Linked DNA regions of Mus musculus: all the other regions are linked to region 3. A link is a contact called in ENCODE POLR2A ChIA-PET data. All regions are on one chromosome and are shown on one strand. Each heading gives the region's core, a stretch centred on a gene start or an enhancer-like site at or near the end of the contact. The rest is flanking DNA. Distances are from core to core; before and after follow the strand shown.

Region 1 (3,110 bases), core at 121-2,620, 120 kb after region 3:
GGCAACTTGGATTATATGAAGCCCTTTCCTACAAATAAACAAAGCGGTGGCTATAGTGTGGCAGGGCACAGAGGGCACAGCCTCTTCCGCCTTCCCTTCGTCTATTTCACCCCCTTTCATCCTTGTTCTCCATTTAGGAGTGTCTCCAAGCTCTGCACCTCTTGGGGCAGAGACCCGACCTGACCTATTTCCCTGTTGCCTTCTGAACTCCGTCTCAGAGCTCTGTAGAACACCTGATCCTCACACCTGACTGCCAGCTGTTCCCTTTCCTTCTTTAAGGCTGTAATGTATTTTGGATCTTATGCTCTGAGGTTTTTGGTGCTCAGAATGGAACCCAGGGCTTGGCCAAATACTTGCCCTTTGAGCCATGACCATGGGCTCCATAAAAAATTTTGTTTGTTTTTAAGATTTATTTATTTTTATTATATGTGCACTGGTGTTTTGACTACATGTATGTCTGTATGAGGTTGTCAGATCCCCTGAAACTGGAGTTACAGTCATCTGTGAGCTGCCCTGTGGGTGCTGGGAATTGAACCCAGGTCCTCTCAAAGAGTAGCCAGTTCTCTTAACTGCTGAGCCATCTTTCCAGGCCCTCCATATAGTTTTCTAACCAAGAAGAAAGTGTATATTGATTAGAAACCTAAGCTTCCATTTTAGTTCTCTGCCTCCTCTTTTCCATGGAGAGCCTCGCTGCGGTTGGTACAGAGGAGCACACTTTCATATCCTTCCGTGCTCTGGGCCAGCTTTTCCTTGACAGTGCCCATTCCTTCCCATTCCACTGGCCACTTGCCCATCTCCTATGTGCTGGACCCTGTCTCTCTCTCACCCTAGTCTCTTACTCTGTTCATCTCCTCTGTGACTGCGCCCACAGACTTTTCTTTTCAGTAGCAAGTGCTGGAGAGCTTACTACACTGGGTGGGGTGTCTATTCGTTCCCCTTCCCCTCACCCCCAGCCCCAGGCTCTGGCCTAAAACGTGGCACTATGTCAGGAAGGAGTCAGGGCTCAGAAAGGGAAAGCCATCTGCCTAGCTCACTCTCCTAGAGAGCAGCAGAGCCAGCCTGGCCCCAGTCTATTGCTCCTCTGCAGAGCTCAGGGCCTTAGTCCCACCATATTTTCATGGTAGCCTGACTGTGTTAGGAAACTGAGGTAGTATTTTTCCCACTGCAGTCTTGTTGAATGGTCTGGGGAGGGGCAGAAGACTGGGTTCTGTCACTTGCCTTTCAGATCCTTTACCCATATTTTACACTCCCTGGCACATTCCCTGGAGTCTGTACTCCTTCCAGACAGAGAAGCTAGACAGCCTGCAGAGAAAGGTCCTCCTCTCATGCACCTCTCTCATCCTTCCACTGCTCTCCCTTCTCACTCAGGCACGTCCAGGACAGCTGCCAGGTAGGTCTCCTCATTGGAATGGCCCGGGTGTGGATTGGCTGGGCTGCACTGTGCCTGGGTGTGTAGTCTGTCTTGAGCATGTATGCCCGTGTGTAAAATGGGCATGGCGGGTAATATTGAACCTTAGGGAAGAAGCAGAGTGTGTGCTGCATACCTACAGTCCCAGCATTTAGGAAACTGAAGCAGGAGGATTGCTGAGTTAAGGTCAATCTGAACTATATAGTGAAACCATGTCTCAAAAAGAAAAGAAAGGCCCGGCGGTGGTGGCACACACCTTTAATCCCAGCACTTGTGAGGCAGAAGCAGGTGGGTTTCTGAGTTCCAGGCCAGCCTGGTCTACAGAGTGAGTTCCAGGACACCCAGGGCTATACAGAGAAACCCTGTCTTGAAAAACCGAAAAGAAAGAAAAAGAAAAAAGGAAAAAAAAAGAAAAGAAAGATGGAAATGGCCTAGTGGCTAAGGCTCTTGCGCCTTCATTTGGTTCCCATATGAAGTGACTTACAACCGCCTGTTACTCCAGTGTCCTCTTAAGCAGGGCAGTGCTGTATGATCCCAGAGAGACTTAGAACCATGGGGTCCATGGAGATGGGCAGGCACTTAATGACAAAGTTTCTGTTGTGTAAGACAAAAAGGCTGTGCAGTAGCTAGTGGGGACATCTGAGCCACAGCTCTACCTCACAGCACTGGCCAGACACAGGAGTTACACAATGGTTACATTTATGGTAGTTATCTCATCATATCTCAAAGCTAGCCGAGAACGCCATGGGCAGCACAGTGGAGTCTGGACTGGGCCGGTTCCCAGCCTCTGCATGGAGAGCTGCTCCCAGTGTGGGTGCTTACTTCTCTTGCCCCCTGGGCTGCTGGAGGGTACAGCACCTCACCACTCCCTGTAGCTCCAGTCCCTCCCTGAGGCAGGAAGTGGGAGGGGCCACCCTGCTGGCTCTACCCAAGCCACATCCACCTGAAACTGCTGGTTTACCACACCCAGATCCACACCCATCCCTGCCCACTCCCACCCTTCTCTTTGTGAGAGTGCCTCTGTTTCTTACTCACTGTGTGCTGTGGACTGTGTGCTAGAGAAGCATCTGGTCTGGCTCAGGAGGGGGAGGGGAGCAGACCATGCCAGTTCAAACTGCGCCTGTAATACCCCTGCTGTTAGGGTTGTCCTCTACACAAGCCACTCTCAGGCCCAGGCCTCCTCTGGGATCAGCCCACACCTGGCCTGAGGTGGGGTACACTTTGGATGTTCATTACCCTCACAGAGCCCAGCTAAGGGCTACATAGCACCCAGAATGTGCTTTGAGATGGGATGGGAGCAGGTGGATACCGTGAATGGATAGGAGCGTCTCCTTTCCAAGGGAGCTACCAGGTCTTACTGCTCAGAGCCTGGGCTGCTTCCTCTGCGTCTTGGGCCCTGACCACTACTTTGCTGGGCAGCACAGCTGAGCTCGTCTTTCGATAGGAGGCTGGATATATTTCATGAACTGACAGGCTCAACTTTCCACCAGAAATCAAAGTTAAAAAGTACTGTGAAATGGAAGTCACAGCCAGAAACTGACTTGATCCTAGTTGTCTGTCTGTCTGTCACAACCAGTCACCTGTCTCACACCTCCCAGGAGTGAGACAGGGTATCTCATTCCCTTAGGTCCTAAATCTTTCCTGTCCCCTTCTCCAGTCTTTGGCTACCTTGGATGAGGCCTTGGAGCCAGGAAAAATAGTT
Region 2 (2,799 bases), core at 139-2,638, 72 kb after region 3:
TTTCAGGGCTGGAGAGATGGCTCAGCGGTTAAGAGCACTGACTGCTCTTCCAAAGGTCGTGAATTCAAATCCCAGCAACCATATGGTGGCTCACAACCATCTGTAATGCAATCTGATGCCTTCTTCTGAAGACAGCTACAGTGTACTTAGATATAATAATAAATAAATCTTAAAAAAAAAAGTTTTCAGCACAGGAACTGACTGCCAGGTTGTCTGTTGCTCTCACAGAAACATAGGGTGGAAACAGTGTCCTGTTGGCTGTGAGACCCTGAGCTCCCTACTAGGTCGACTACACAGGAGATCCAAAAATTAGTGCTAAGGCTCCCAGGAAGCAGAGGGAGAGACCTGGTGTCTTCAAACCCTCCTGCGGGTGGGAGGGGAGTGAACATCTGTGGGAATCCTTTTCCAAACTCTGTGCCTCACCCATTGGTAAACAGAACTGGTGTGTATAAAACGGTGAACCCACCAGCGGGGCCACCTGGTGTCTACCATTGTGGTCACATTTGTTCATAGATGATACTCCAGGTCTATGGAGGACTGTAAGCCTTGGAGTCCACCTACGCGGGACAGCCCTGTTCTCTTTCGTTCACCCTCTCTTTCAGCCTCTTTCAGCCCCATTTTTCCTGCAGGTCATGTGGCATGTCTGTGATATGCCTGGTAGAACATGGGTTTTGCACATCTGACCATAGCAGGCTTCAGTAGGACTGAAGGCTATTCTTTCTGTCCCATTAACTTAAAAAATATTATTATTATTATTATTATTATTATTATTATTTTAACCTAAGTTATCTTGGAAGTTGTCCCACATTAGTACATGAATCCAATTGCCGTGCAGCCCGGGAACCGACAGAACCCAGAAGGACCCACAGAGACTATTGGCGCTAGCTCTGCAGGCAATTCTCCGTTAGCGCAGTCTGCATCTTCTTGGCCAGGACTACCTTGGGAGAGTGGACGTGGGTGCAGAGAGAACTAGTCTAACTGGTTCTGTGACTGAGTGTAGAGCTGCCAAGACCGCGTGTGCAAGTTTTTCTCAGGGGATAGATCCTTCTTTCAGAGAAGCTACACATCACATACAAACAGGAGCACATGGATCAAAGAGCTACAGCACTCGCAAACCTTAGCTAACTTCAACACACGATCTAGATGAAACCCCGCACGGCAACCAGGAACTGACCTGCTTCAGCAAACAATAGCGCTGCTCTGTCCAATAACCCGCGACCCCAAACGTATTCCCAAGGTTGCAGAAGTCTGTTCCTTTAAAGAGGCCGAGCCCTAGATGGGCTACTTCCGCCCAGATGCAGCTTAGCTCAAGAGAACTGTCAGAAGCAGTGCGAAGCTCTGTGTGCCCTTTAAAGACTGGGCGACAGCCTAGGATCCCCAAGCATTTGCGCTCGGTGACATCACTTCCGGGGCGGAGACCTAAGAAGCGGTACAAACAAAACAAGGAGCCAAAGACCCACGGCGCGACTGGCTGTGGGTAGCCAGACCCAGGACTAGGGCTGCCTGCGTGGCGGCCGAGAACAGCGGGCCTTGGTGAGTGGGTCGAGTATGGAAAGGGACGCGCTGTCACCTCCCTGAATCCAATGACGCGGGCCCGACCTCCGCTCGCACCTCTCACCCGAGTTTCCGCCGCGGTCCCTGCAGATCCACGCCCCTCCGCGCACGTGCACCTTCCCAGAGGTTCCACCCGGGCTCCCCTAGTACTTGGTGCCGAACTCTTTCCTTGAACCCCTCCCTCTTTCTGATCTGCGGGACTATTCCCTGGTCTTTGGAATCTCAGGCTGGAAAAGACCGATTCTCCTATTGGTTTAGCCCGTCGCATGTATGCATTGGGCAGGAGTGACAGATCTAGGGAGGTGAGGTTGGAAGAGCTGGAGGTCAGCAATGACGCGTCCAGGCTGAAGGAACACAGCTTGGGAAGCCAGGGGACAATGAAATTGGAAGCTAAATTGAGAAGGAAAGAATGGAGGACCTGAAAGTTTCAAAGACCTTCTGCCTTGGAAAGGTGGCAGCAAAACCTTCAACCCCTGCTGACTGTTCTGCTCTCTGGAGCACACAGACTAGCAGACAGCGCAGGAGGAAGGGCAGGAGGTCTGCTTCTTGTGCTGGGGACGGAGGATAAGGAGGATAAGAGTATGTTCCGAGGCTTGGGACAGTGGAAGTGACCTGGCCACACAGTTGGTGAAGGTTAGGTTCCCCTGTGGCAGTCCAGGGGAAGCAGGGACTGGAGGCTAGTGTTGTGAGGAGATACTGGGGTGGCTTGACTCCCTGCTTTCCCAGTTCCATAGCTTGTTTGGGTTTTGGGTGTTGACTCTGGACCTTCTTGTCTCCCAGGGTCTGTAGAGGACAAGGCAGGAGACCAAGAGACGTTTGTGACCCACCACCTCCCCAGTGGTTTTCGTCTGCTGAGGACACCTGCTACAGAGCAGTTTCGTTACACTTCAGTGGCCTTTGTAGAGAGTGGGGGCTTCTGGGATTGCCCTGTGAATCAGGAATCCGGGCAGGTGGCTGGGTTTTTGACTTGCTGCTTGAAGGAGCTTCAAGGGAGGAAGCAAAAATGATTGCAGGTTTTGTGGGGGGACCGCAGAGGAACCTAGGTGGGATACATATACTAACCTCTTTGCCATCCCTGGGCTCTTTCACCTGCCCTGTCTTTATGGTTGGCCTTGGACTGGGACTTATGTTGGGAAATGTGTCCTTGGCCTCCTCAGCACTGCAGTCTGAGAGGAGACAGACATCAGGAATAGAAGCTGAGGGTTGAGCATTGTTAGGACAGCCCCATGGTAGTCCAGAGGAGAA
Region 3 (2,835 bases), core at 59-2,558:
CAGTAGTGCTCGTAACCACTGAACCATCTCTCCAGCCCCCAGCTCTCTTTTTTAAATTAAAAAAAACATTGTGTGTGTGTGGGAGGGGTACTGAAGAAATAGTTCAGAAGTTAAGAGCTCTAGTTACTCTTTCTGAGGGTCTAGTTCATTTCCCAGCTCACAACTATCTACAACTCCAGTTCCACAGGAATCCAACACTCTTCTGACCTCCAGGCAGGTAAGTGGTGCACAGACATACATGCAGGCAAAGCACCCATACACATAATTTACAGAAGAAATTGTGTGCCTGTGTGTGCAAATATGTGTAGCAATAACGTGTGTATAGGGGCCCTGACCTAAAGGCCATTTGCTTTCCTTGATGGCTCTCCCCTTTATTCACTGAAGGTAGTCCAGCGAGTCTGTTTGCCGTCTAAACCTTGCACATTCCCGCCCCTCTTGGCAGCTCTTTCATGAATTCTGTGGATCCAAACGCCAGAGCTCACGCTCACGTGAGTGCTTTATTCCCTGGAGCATCAACAGCGAATTCACTTCTAGCAGAGTGAACTTCTTGAACCTTCAACTTCTGATCTTCCTGCTTCCACCTCTCAAATGCTGGCATTACTGGCATGTTTCCCCAAATCCAGCTACAAGGAGTGCTGAACCTGAAACCTGGTTTCGTGCATGCTAGCCAATGATTTTCATAGTTGCTCTTTTAAGTTCACACTCACAACTGAGTTTACCAACTGAGTTACACCCTTAGCTCCTGTTTTTCATTTTCTATTGCTTTAAAATTGTGCAATTACAGAAATTCTACTTGGGGATGGGAGTGCGGGGGAGGGGAGGAGTTTCAAGACAGAGTTTCTCTGTGTGGCTCTTCCTGTCCTGGAACTCTGTAGGTCAGTTCAAAGATCCTCCTGCTTCTAGCTGGGATTAAAGGCGTGAGCTACCACCGCCAGGCTTGCCAGAATTCTAGTTTATGAACTTCCAAAGTCAAGGAAACCTTGAGCTGTACTCCTCCGGCTCCTCCGAGAGGTATTTACTGAGCAACAGGGTCATTTCCATAAGGAAGGACTCGACATTGAATGAGACCACACCGGAGACTAAGTCTAGTTCAAACAACTAGTTCAATCAACCAAACAACTGTACCGCAGTTAATGACAGGGAGTGAGAGAGATAGACAAGTGTATTCAGTAATCAGAAACTGAGGGCGGGAGACTCATAGCCAGCGGGATCACTGACAGTCACGCCGTCCTGACGCTCAACTGACGGTTTGCCTAGCCTTAAAGAAGTCCCCGTCACGTGACCCTTGGGCGGACCCAGCGCGGCCCCGCCCCCGCGGAACGCGCACGCTCCAAGTTCTGCTTCCTGCCGGAGGCTTTTGCCCAGCGCCCCGTGTCCCCGGAGGGAGGGGGGCGGTGGCGGTGGCGGCAGCTGGGGCTGCAGAAGCAGCTCGGGAGTCCGGAAGTCAACACCATGTCGAGTCTGCACAAGAGCCGGTAAGGAGACCTGAGGTCAAGACTGCACCCAGACCGCTCCGTCCAGGCCGGGCCTTCGCACAGAGAGAGCTGCTCAGCGCATGTGCGGCCAAGAACAGCCCCCTCCCCCGGCGGCGAGCCCCCTTACGGTCTCATTGCCTGTGTGGCAGAGGCGAGAAGCAGAGATGCTTCTCTTACCTCAGTGTCACCTTTCTTTCTCTCTCACTCGGGACCCCTTTCCCTAGTGTCTCCCTTGTCCAGCCCCCTATTACCCTCCCCGCTTCCTCGCTCTAGGATTCGCACCTTCCCCCGCCCCCAAATGCCCCTGTCCCTGTGCTCCATGCTCATGAGAAACACCAGGGGATCCAGGTTCTCCAATCTGGCCTCTTAAATCCACCTCCTACCCCCACCCCAGGCACATCTTGCAACGCCCGCTAAATTCTGGTCACTCCAGGACTAATTTTTAGTCTTTTGTCTTTGCCTGAGGGCAGGCCCGAGAAGTCTGTGCCCCCTCCCCTTTACCCAGCCAAGAGCTTCGGGAGCCATGGGGAGATTGTACAAGTCTGTTGTCTGTGGATCCAATTACTCCTGGTTGCAGGAAGCTTGGTTGTGTGAATTCGGGTAGTGGTGTGCTGTGGGCTGGGCTTGGCCGCAGCAAGTGCCCAGGAAATGCCAGCTCGCTAACAGTGGACAGTGCTTAATGTTAAGTTCTCACTTCAAACCCTTTGGATTAGAATACCTCTCATGGCTTTTCGTTGACATGGCAGATCTTAGAGGAAGAAACTTGTATTGTCCACTTCCCTAAGCTGGTAGTTGGAGACCGTTGGGAGTGAAAGATCTTTGGGCTGGCTGCAAGAGTGGTCATTAAGCCTGTTACCTTGGCGTTTCCTTTTCTGCCCTTGAAGGATTGCAGATTTCCAGGATGTCCTGAAGGAGCCCTCCATTGTGTTGGAAAAGCTTCGAGAACTCAGTTTTAGTGGTAAGATGCACTTTTACTCAGGGTTTCCCTGGAAACCTGCCTGCCGGCAGAAAGCTGGCCCTTAGCTGGGGGGGGGGGGTGATCCCCCAAATCCCTTGAAGTGGCCTGAAGACTGCACCGGTGGTAACCCTTTGTGCCTAGGGAAGGCCTCTCAGCATTTCTCAGCTCGTTTCTTGAGTTAAGGAAGTTGCAGGGTGGTTCCCGGGTTCTCTACTTGGCTGTGGATCAGAGCTGAGAGTGACCTTTGGTTAGTGTTAAAACTCAAGCCGTAGAGCACCAATTTTAAGGAATTGAACTTCCACCACATTTGACTTTGCCCCCCACATGGTTAATGTTCCAGCACAGCAATAGCTGGATTTTTACCCCGTCTGTAAAAACATCCCAAGATGTTTGTAGAGCTCC

The links. ChIA-PET counts read pairs that join two places held with the same protein, here RNA polymerase II (POLR2A).
Region 1: POLR2A ChIA-PET joins it to region 3 with 10 read pairs in embryonic stem cell. The contact joins the enhancer-like site here to the promoter of Tbc1d13 in region 3. POLR2A ChIA-PET finds 5 or more read pairs at or near these places in 4 of 5 experiments (Patski and embryonic stem cell).
Region 2: POLR2A ChIA-PET joins it to region 3 with 16 read pairs in Patski. The contact joins the promoter of Kyat1 here to the promoter of Tbc1d13 in region 3. POLR2A ChIA-PET finds 5 or more read pairs at or near these places in 3 of 5 experiments (Patski and embryonic stem cell).

Annotation. Positions count from the first base shown.
Region 1 is chr2:30,249,552-30,252,661 of GRCm38, forward strand. The region is part of intron 2 of Lrrc8a (leucine rich repeat containing 8A VRAC subunit A); the gene reads left to right. Among named protein-coding and RNA genes, the nearest start is that of Lrrc8a, 13 kb to the left of the region's middle. Within about 2 kb of position 1,371, at least 1 of the 3 ENCODE cell types and tissues checked has a DNase peak (open chromatin) inside an H3K27ac peak, as active enhancers do.
Region 2 is chr2:30,204,459-30,207,257 of GRCm38, forward strand. It overlaps Kyat1 (kynurenine aminotransferase 1), which reads right to left and starts at 1,389. Exons shown (of 13, transcript NM_001356474.1): 1 at 1,175-1,389. It overlaps Gm31201 (a long non-coding RNA gene), which reads left to right and starts at 1,391. Exons shown (of 2, transcript XR_374214.4): 1 at 1,391-1,533.
Region 3 is chr2:30,132,438-30,135,272 of GRCm38, forward strand. Tbc1d13 (TBC1 domain family, member 13) reads left to right here and starts at 1,309. Exons shown (of 12, transcript NM_146252.3): 1 at 1,309-1,475; 2 at 2,360-2,433. The coding sequence starts at 1,453.